3 separate regions of the Homo sapiens genome follow, and regions 1 and 2 are each linked to region 3. A link is a loop called in an ENCODE intact Hi-C map of the cell type or tissue named here. Cell type or tissue: heart right ventricle. All regions are shown on one strand.

Region 1 (2,500 bases), 350 kb after region 3:
AAGCCATATGATTAAGCTCTCTGAAAATCCTCCAAGCAGAAACACTTACCTCTCTTCTGCTACAGTAAAATTTTCAAAAAACCTGATTCTTTTGAGAGACTCGGCTTCTATGATGACAGCCACGAAGCCCAAAACTTCTAAATATATATTTAATTTGTCTTGTGGGGTAAGCCTCACAAAAATGGCCTAACCATGTCTCTTACTTAACTACTGTGAAAAGCCAGTGTAGCTACCAAATAGCTACTAACAGCAAGAGTACAAATAAAATAGTTTTTTCCTACAAAAACACCAACACAAAGGACCTAACATTGCAAATGAGAGCCCTAGACTGGCGATACATTTTCTCTTTCTAACTCCATCATCTAGTCTCCTATCTCTGCCAAATATAGAAAGGAACTGCTTCCTCCATTTTCTTTACTATAAATTACAACATAACAATTACTCATGCTGGGCAGAATATGAGAATTAGCCTTCTGCCCCCTGGTCTTCAACTTATTTACTTAGGGCTCTACTCATAGCTTGTATGATTTCAAATAAACCTAGATTTTATTATTAAACATACATATGCCAAAAGTGTTATGGTCAGGAAAGCTATTAAATTAATTAATTAATTTTGGGGGGACAGGGTCTCACTCTGTCACCCACGCTGGGGTGCAGTGGTGTGATCATGGCTCACTGCAGCCTCAATTTCCCAGGCTCAAGCGATCCTCCCACCTAAGCCTCCCAAGTAGCTGGGACTACAGGCACATGCCACCATGCCCGGATACATTTTTTTTTTTTTTTTTGGTAGAGATGGAGTCTCCCTACATTGTCCAAGCTGGTCTTGAACTCCTGGGCTCAAGTGATCCTTCCACCTCAGTGTCCCAAAGTGCTGGGATTACAGCCGTGAGCCACTGCACCTGGCTATTTTATTTTTAAAGGAAAGGAGATAGACATCTTATTCTAACCTCATTATGTGTTACTATTTCCCTTAACTTCAAGCAAGATCCTGGAGATGTAGGTATGGTTGGTAAATCAGTAAAAGGTTTTCACTCCAGATGTTACTGATGGCACATGGTGCTGTTATAAATGCTACACATTACAATAAACCATCAATTGCTTTCCCTGGGAAATTCCCGGATTCTAATCATCAGAGAAAATTCTTGAGGTTTCCTTAGAACTTCACACAATTTCATACAATGTTCTCTCTTCTTTACCAAGGTACTGGCACTAAAGCCTTGTTTTCTTGCACTACAGTAGTTGATTTCTGTTCTGTATAGGAAATTCTTCTGAGTTTATATTACAATAAGGCTTGCTTGCAATCCTTTCCACTTTGTCTGTCATCTTACATTTCCCTTCTTTTTCAAAAGTAAAATGACTGTATCAGTCCACTCATCTTTAGGCCAGCTTGACCTTTAATAATCAAATTATAATAAACACTGAACCCAATACAGTTTCTCATCAACATCTCCACCCTATAAACAATAGCCAATGCTCTCATCAGTTTTAATGTAGGAGAGAGTGCCACCTGCTGAAATTTCTGAAAAACTTCCATAGCTATAATAGAGTGGAGAACTTACTTGCTTCACCATAACCCTCCACTGAATTCTAAATCAACTGAGTTTCATTCTGTAGTCTTGCATCAACCATGCAACGTGGAATAAATCAGGTCACGTAGTATCTTACTTATAATTTAGAAATTATTCTACAAAAAATGATGTTTAAGAATGTTTTCAAAAATTTAAGTGTGTGTCCCAGTACTTCATCAGTACTTTATCTCCATGTCACCAGAGAAGGTACACAGGCTGTACTGCAAATGTGGAAACTGAGGCAGAGTTCTACCTCAACTTTCCTCAGGAACAGAAAGGTTCTTAGTAACAATGCTGGAGTTAGAACCCAGGATTCCTATCTTCTAGTCTAGGCTCATGACTTGGATACTGGCAATGACCAGGGATTCTGACCCCATGCCTAATCTGTCTGCTGGTGCTCATGCTAGTCAATGCATCATGCCACGCAGAGCACTGAGGAAAGGAGCTGGAAGCAGTCTGATCAACCGACAGCCCTGAGAGTCAAGGAAAGGCTGCAGCTACATACAATTTTTTTCCTAATAAAGAAATCAAATAGAATTTTGTTAACACTTATCGATAATCATTTATATACATTGTAAGTACTTCAAGATCATAAATAATTAAAGCAAAAATGGCTATTTAAGTACATCTCAATAATCTATCACTGGTATCAGGACTCCTTAGTCTAATTGTTATTTATGTCAGTTTTGAACTTATACTGAACCTATGTATTACATTGGACTATATGAAATTAATGTTTTGTAGGTCAAAGAACATCCCATCAGCAACTTTATAAAGTTGGTCCAATTTAATAAGTCAAATCAAAAGGCTTCCTGGGACATTACACCTTGCTCTTTAGGGTTTCAATTGCCTCGGTAAGTGATGGAATCCTTGAGGTTAGCTGTTAGATGCCCAAGCCCCATTCCCCATCCAGTAATCAAAGCCTACCACTT
Region 2 (2,500 bases), 340 kb after region 3:
ACAACAACAAAAATACATGGTTTGATTTCTGAGAAAGTGAGAACTAAAAAAAAATTGATTTGTAGTCTAATTCCACTGTGTTTTGAAAAATACAATGTAAACTTCTGAGAAAAAAATTTCACACATTTTAACTTATATTAAATCAGTGGTCCAAATCTCTTTTGGGTAGAAAAGCTCCTTTTCATTTCTACAAACCCTTAAGATCATTAGGTCAAAAAGAGACCTATATGGAACTACTTCAGTCAGTGGTGTAGACAGTGGCATTTAAACTTTGTATACCTATGCCAAGAAAGAAATACATTTTATACTGCAACCTCAATGCATCTTTTGGAACAGACATTTTACAAAATATACATGTAAATCACTGATATTTTCTATTCTATTATACCAATTAAATGCTTTTTAATTAAACCCACTAAATTGCTTCTGCAGCCCACTAATGGGTGGCGATCACATTGTACACAGGGAAGTGGCTGGGCAGAAGCAAGGATCACCGAGCTCCTGAGCAGCAAACCCGTGAAAGTGGCATCCGGCTTCCCTCCCTCTTCCCTGGTAGTGCTGAGCAGCCATGGAGGGGGAACGCACAGTGGCACCTGTCCTGGAAAGCTCTCAGAGGAGTCTTTGGAATGATTCCAGATAGTCTTCTCTATACTTAGGAACCTGGATTGAAATTTTATCTCCATCATTGTGTATTCCCAGCAGTTTCTATTTTCATGTTTACTGTGACTTGCTAAATACTGAATGAAAACAATAAAATGCAAAGCAAGTGCTTCTACCTGTCAAATTATTGAAGGCCCCCGACTTCTTTGTAATAATGGAAACTCGGCCATCACTTACACTTGGCTTTACAAAGCTATCACAGGCCTTCGCCGACCAGGGCCTCGTCCTCGTCCCCTCCTCACACTCCTCTTGTCAATAGCCAGACCCCTGATGGATTGTTTGGGGGAAGGGAGGACTGAAGACTTTCAACAATACATGATCTCCCCTGAAAGATGAGGATTGTGAACCCACAGGAAAAAACTCTTCGTTATTATGCTGAACATAGGGAATTAATGGCTCTCAGTTATGTTTCAAATAAGAAGCACACCTAATTATGAATACATTTATCTAACTAAATGCACACTACTTAATTAGCATTGTTTTAAAATGGGTGATCCAGCAGCATGGAATACAATGTTTCCTTAATATCCAGCCCCCTTTCCTTCTCCACTTAATGAGACTAAGTTTTTTTCAAGACTATTATTATTCCATAACAAAACAACCATGTTCTGTCTTCCCCAGGAAAAACTTCCCGTATGACCAAGAATGAGTTAGGCATGTTCTGAGTAATGATCAAATCAGGGCAATTAGCATATCCATCACCCCAAACTTTTATCATTTCTTTGTGTTGGGAACATTTGAAACCTCTCTTCTAGCTTTCTCTGAAAATAAGCTATTCTTAACTATCGTAATCCAGTGCTAAAGAACACTAGACTTTATTCCTCCTATCCAGTTGTAATTTTATATTTGTTAACTAGCCTCTCTCCATATCTCCCCTTCCTTAATTCCATTTAAATATCCACAAATTCTTTAATTGATTTAGAACACGCCTTTTACCCCCTAACCATGAGGGAGCTTGTATTCATTTATACATCTCACGACCAAGAGCACAAGGACAAGACAACATCTGTATTGTTACAAAATGAGGCTGAGAGTAATAAGGGTAGGGATGAGAATCTAATGACTATGTGTAAAACCAGGGCTTGGCTCACAGTGTCAGCTTTCATTATTGTTATTATAGCATGCTGCTTTCCAGGATGAGGTGCTTTTCTGTGGATATTTTTGATTGTTACAACTTGGGGCGGGAGGTGGGAGGGGCAGTTCTACTGGCATCTAGTAAATGGAGGCCAAGGATGCCACTCAATATCCATTAATGCGTAAGAGAGCTCTTCCCACACCCCACAACAACTCAACCAACAAAGAATTACCTGGTCAACAGTGCTGAGGTTAAGAAATCCTGCTCTAGGGTGAACAGCCACTGTGGAATGGGAGAACACAGTTGGCTTATACTGCTTTAAGAGTGTAGCACAAAGCTGCCAGTAGGGGAAAAAAGAGAGGAAGGTCGTGGGTCTACAATTAGAATCCAGGGACCAACTTCCTATTCCTCATCTGCCCAAAGACAACCTATGAATTACTGGGTGAGAGAGCCGGTATAAACTACAAATTCTAGCATTTTTTTCCTATTCCATCCCATATATTCTCTGAATAGTCAAATTAGGTACTAACCCAGCTGTGCCCAAAGAGGATTATACGGATGTGTTTTGGCCAGCATGTTCACTGACTGGGAGGTACGTTTCTCTGAGAAGGCTTTGATGGGAGGGTGATCCACAGGCATGACAGTTGGGACCCAGGCCAGGTGGTAGGTTAACACCGCAGTCAGTAAGGCAGCAAAAAACCTTGGAGAAATGGAAAAAGATACAACCAACTTAGTCAATACAGAAAGAGGCACATCCTATGCAGT
Region 3 (2,500 bases):
TTTCCAAACTCTAAAATACTTAGCCCATCTAATTTCATTGTTTTATGTTTTTCTGTAATGATTTCTTATTCCTGAGCATCTTCTTCCAACTACAATGAACTTCCTTTCAAGGCAGGAACTGCGCATCATGCCTAGTAGAAGCTGGGAAACATTTCAGTGATCATTTGCTCAGGTAAATCGGATCAGATGACATCCTTCTGATGAACCCCATGGTCCTTCACAGGAGAAGGTCCAAACCCCCTGGCAGAGCCCATGAAGGAAGCAGGAAATGCTGTGCAAAGAGCGCAGGTTCTGGAGCACAGATTCCTTCTTCCACGCTAGCCACGTGATCGTGGTAAAGTCAAATTCTGAGATTCTAGTTCCTCAACTGCAAAATGGAAGACATTGATGCCTTCTTCACAGAGCTCCTTTTATTTAATGAAACAATATATATGCAGTACCTTGCATGATGGTAACAAAAAATACTAGTTCTCTTCATCTTCCTCATCTCCTTTCCTCTCTTACGATCGTCTCTGAAAGGACCAACCTACAGCTTTGCTTTCTGCTCCCAACCCCAACATTCCTTATGCTGCAAACTTCATCCTGTTCGGCCAGGCCACACATTTTTTTTTCCACCTATGCCACAAAGGTTTTGAACAAACCTGCAGTCTAGCTTCTAAATAGTATATTTTCTCTTGTAAATTTATTACTCATCCTTCTAGTTCCAGGTTAACTATCACCTCCTCTGAGAAGTGTTTTGGTATATTCCAAGGAAAGTGAGTCGCTTTCTTCCAGCTTCCCAGTGCCCTGTGTACATGCTCACGTGACGCAGGTGCCAGAACGTCATAATTATTCACATTGGGAGTTTCTCCTCAATAGTTTTTAAACTCCTCTAACTCTTAAGTACCCCCAATATATACACTACATAATGCTTGATTGGCACTCAAATATTTTCTTAATAAGTAAATTAATGAACTGAATAGACAGGAACCCAGGTAAGGTATTAAAGTGCTTGAAAGTCAAAGATGTGAACTTCAGTTTACCAGTAAATGGAAAAATGGAGCCAGGATCTAAGAGCCTCCTCGGCAATATCCTAGAGATCCACAAGGTGGCACTCTCTCCATGGGAAAGAGCTGTGTGTGCCGCTCCACATTCTCATTTAAGGAGGTGGCCAGTAAATGCAAGCGATCAAGTTGAAGTTGACAAGGGAACTGAAAGAACAAAAAACTACTAAGTCCAAAGAAAACTGATTAAATCAGCAAAGACAATTATTAGAGGGCAAGAAAATAACTGTGAAAATGCTACTTCATTCAGCTGTTAATACAATGTGAAAACTTAAGTGAGGCCCAGTCAGCCAAAAAGGTTGCTCATGGAGGCCAGGCACAGTGGCTCACGCCTGTAATCCCAGCACTTTAGGAGGCAGAGGCAGGTGGATCACCTGAGGTCAGGAGTTTGAGATCTACCTGGCCAACATGGTGAAACCCCGTCTCTACTAAAAATACAAAAATTAGCCAGGCATGGTGGTGGGTGCCTATAGTCCCAACTATTCGGGAGGCTGAGGCAAGAGAATCGCTTGAACCCAGGAGGCGGAGGTTGCAGTGGGCCAAGATCATGCCACTGCACTCCAGCCTGGGCAACAAGAGCAAAACTCCGCCAAAAAAACGAAGAAAGAAAGAAAAGCCAAGGGGGACTGACAAGGAGAGAAAAGAGAGTTGAAAGAAAACAGAGCGGCAGGCGTTGCGGAAGTGGCTGTGGGTAAAGGATGCTGATCCTAGAAGACCATCAGCTCAAAACAAGACTCCCAACAGCCACAAACATGGCCATCTAAGTTTTGGGGGGTTTTCGGGAGTGGAGAAGCAATAAACAGAAACAGAAAGAATGGTGCCCATGCAAAATCTAAGCAAACTGGAACTAGAAGTTAGTGCTTTCCCAGATGATCCTGACAAAATATGAAACAAGGAGGGTGTATGGGGTACAAGAAGAGACTCCTCCCACTCTAGCAGAGCAAGTGCAATATGGCCAAGCCTGAAGCGGCCCAGGGGAGTGAGGAAGCTCCTCTAAATGCTTCACATGGACAGCATTAACAAGGTCATTAAAACAGAGAAGCAAAAAGATGGCGATTGCTTTGTGAGAAAGAATAGGCAAAATGTCCAGAAACAGTGGCTGAGCCGAGCACACGACACAGCTATCTGAGACAGGTTCGGCACAACTGAGAACCACATATAGCATCAAATACCAATTTTGGTGCTATTTTAGAAAGGTCACTTTATACTATCCAGGATGTAATACCGCACAGTATCACATTCAAAAGACAAAGCTGTTGGCATCTGGAGAAAAGGAGACAGGAATCATCATCGAGGGCTATTGATCACATGCCTATAAAACAAGAAAGTGAAATAAAATGAAGACTAACAAAGGTTCCAATAACTACATGGGGACCACAAGGAACTCCAGAGGGCCAGCCACCCATGACCAAAAAATAGAAAAACACCTTTATTTTCCTGTATCTGCGGTCTCACCA

What was found. A loop is a pair of places that touch in the nucleus more often than their neighbours do. Peaks named below come from ENCODE experiments on the same cell type or tissue, not always from the same donor. Only the 100,000 strongest peaks of a DNase experiment are listed, where the experiment ranks them.
Region 1: a loop joins it to region 3, with 7 times the contacts of the local background. A loop is called at or near these places in 89 of 110 quality-filtered maps.
Region 2: it touches region 3 in a loop (4-fold over the local background); 90 of 110 quality-filtered maps call a loop at or near these places.

The regions. Positions count from the first base shown.
Region 1 is chr4:158,856,066-158,858,565 of GRCh38, reverse strand. All of the region lies in intron 8 of FNIP2 (folliculin interacting protein 2), which reads right to left. Among named protein-coding and RNA genes, the nearest start is that of FNIP2, 88 kb to the right of the region's middle. In heart right ventricle, a CTCF peak has its summit at 1,518 (motif pointing left); no DNase peak of the experiment used is centred here.
Region 2 is chr4:158,861,542-158,864,041 of GRCh38, reverse strand. It overlaps FNIP2 (folliculin interacting protein 2), which reads right to left. Exons shown (of 17, transcript NM_020840.3): 12 at 2,266-2,435. Among named protein-coding and RNA genes, the nearest start is that of FNIP2, 94 kb to the right of the region's middle. In heart right ventricle, no CTCF peak of the experiment used is centred here; no DNase peak of the experiment used is centred here.
Region 3 is chr4:159,201,755-159,204,254 of GRCh38, reverse strand. All of the region lies in intron 3 of RAPGEF2 (Rap guanine nucleotide exchange factor 2), which reads right to left. Among named protein-coding and RNA genes, the nearest start is that of MIR3688-1, 74 kb to the right of the region's middle. In heart right ventricle, CTCF peaks have their summits at 886 and 1,088 (motif pointing right); a DNase peak (open chromatin) is centred at 1,104; H3K27ac peaks cover 2,500 bases.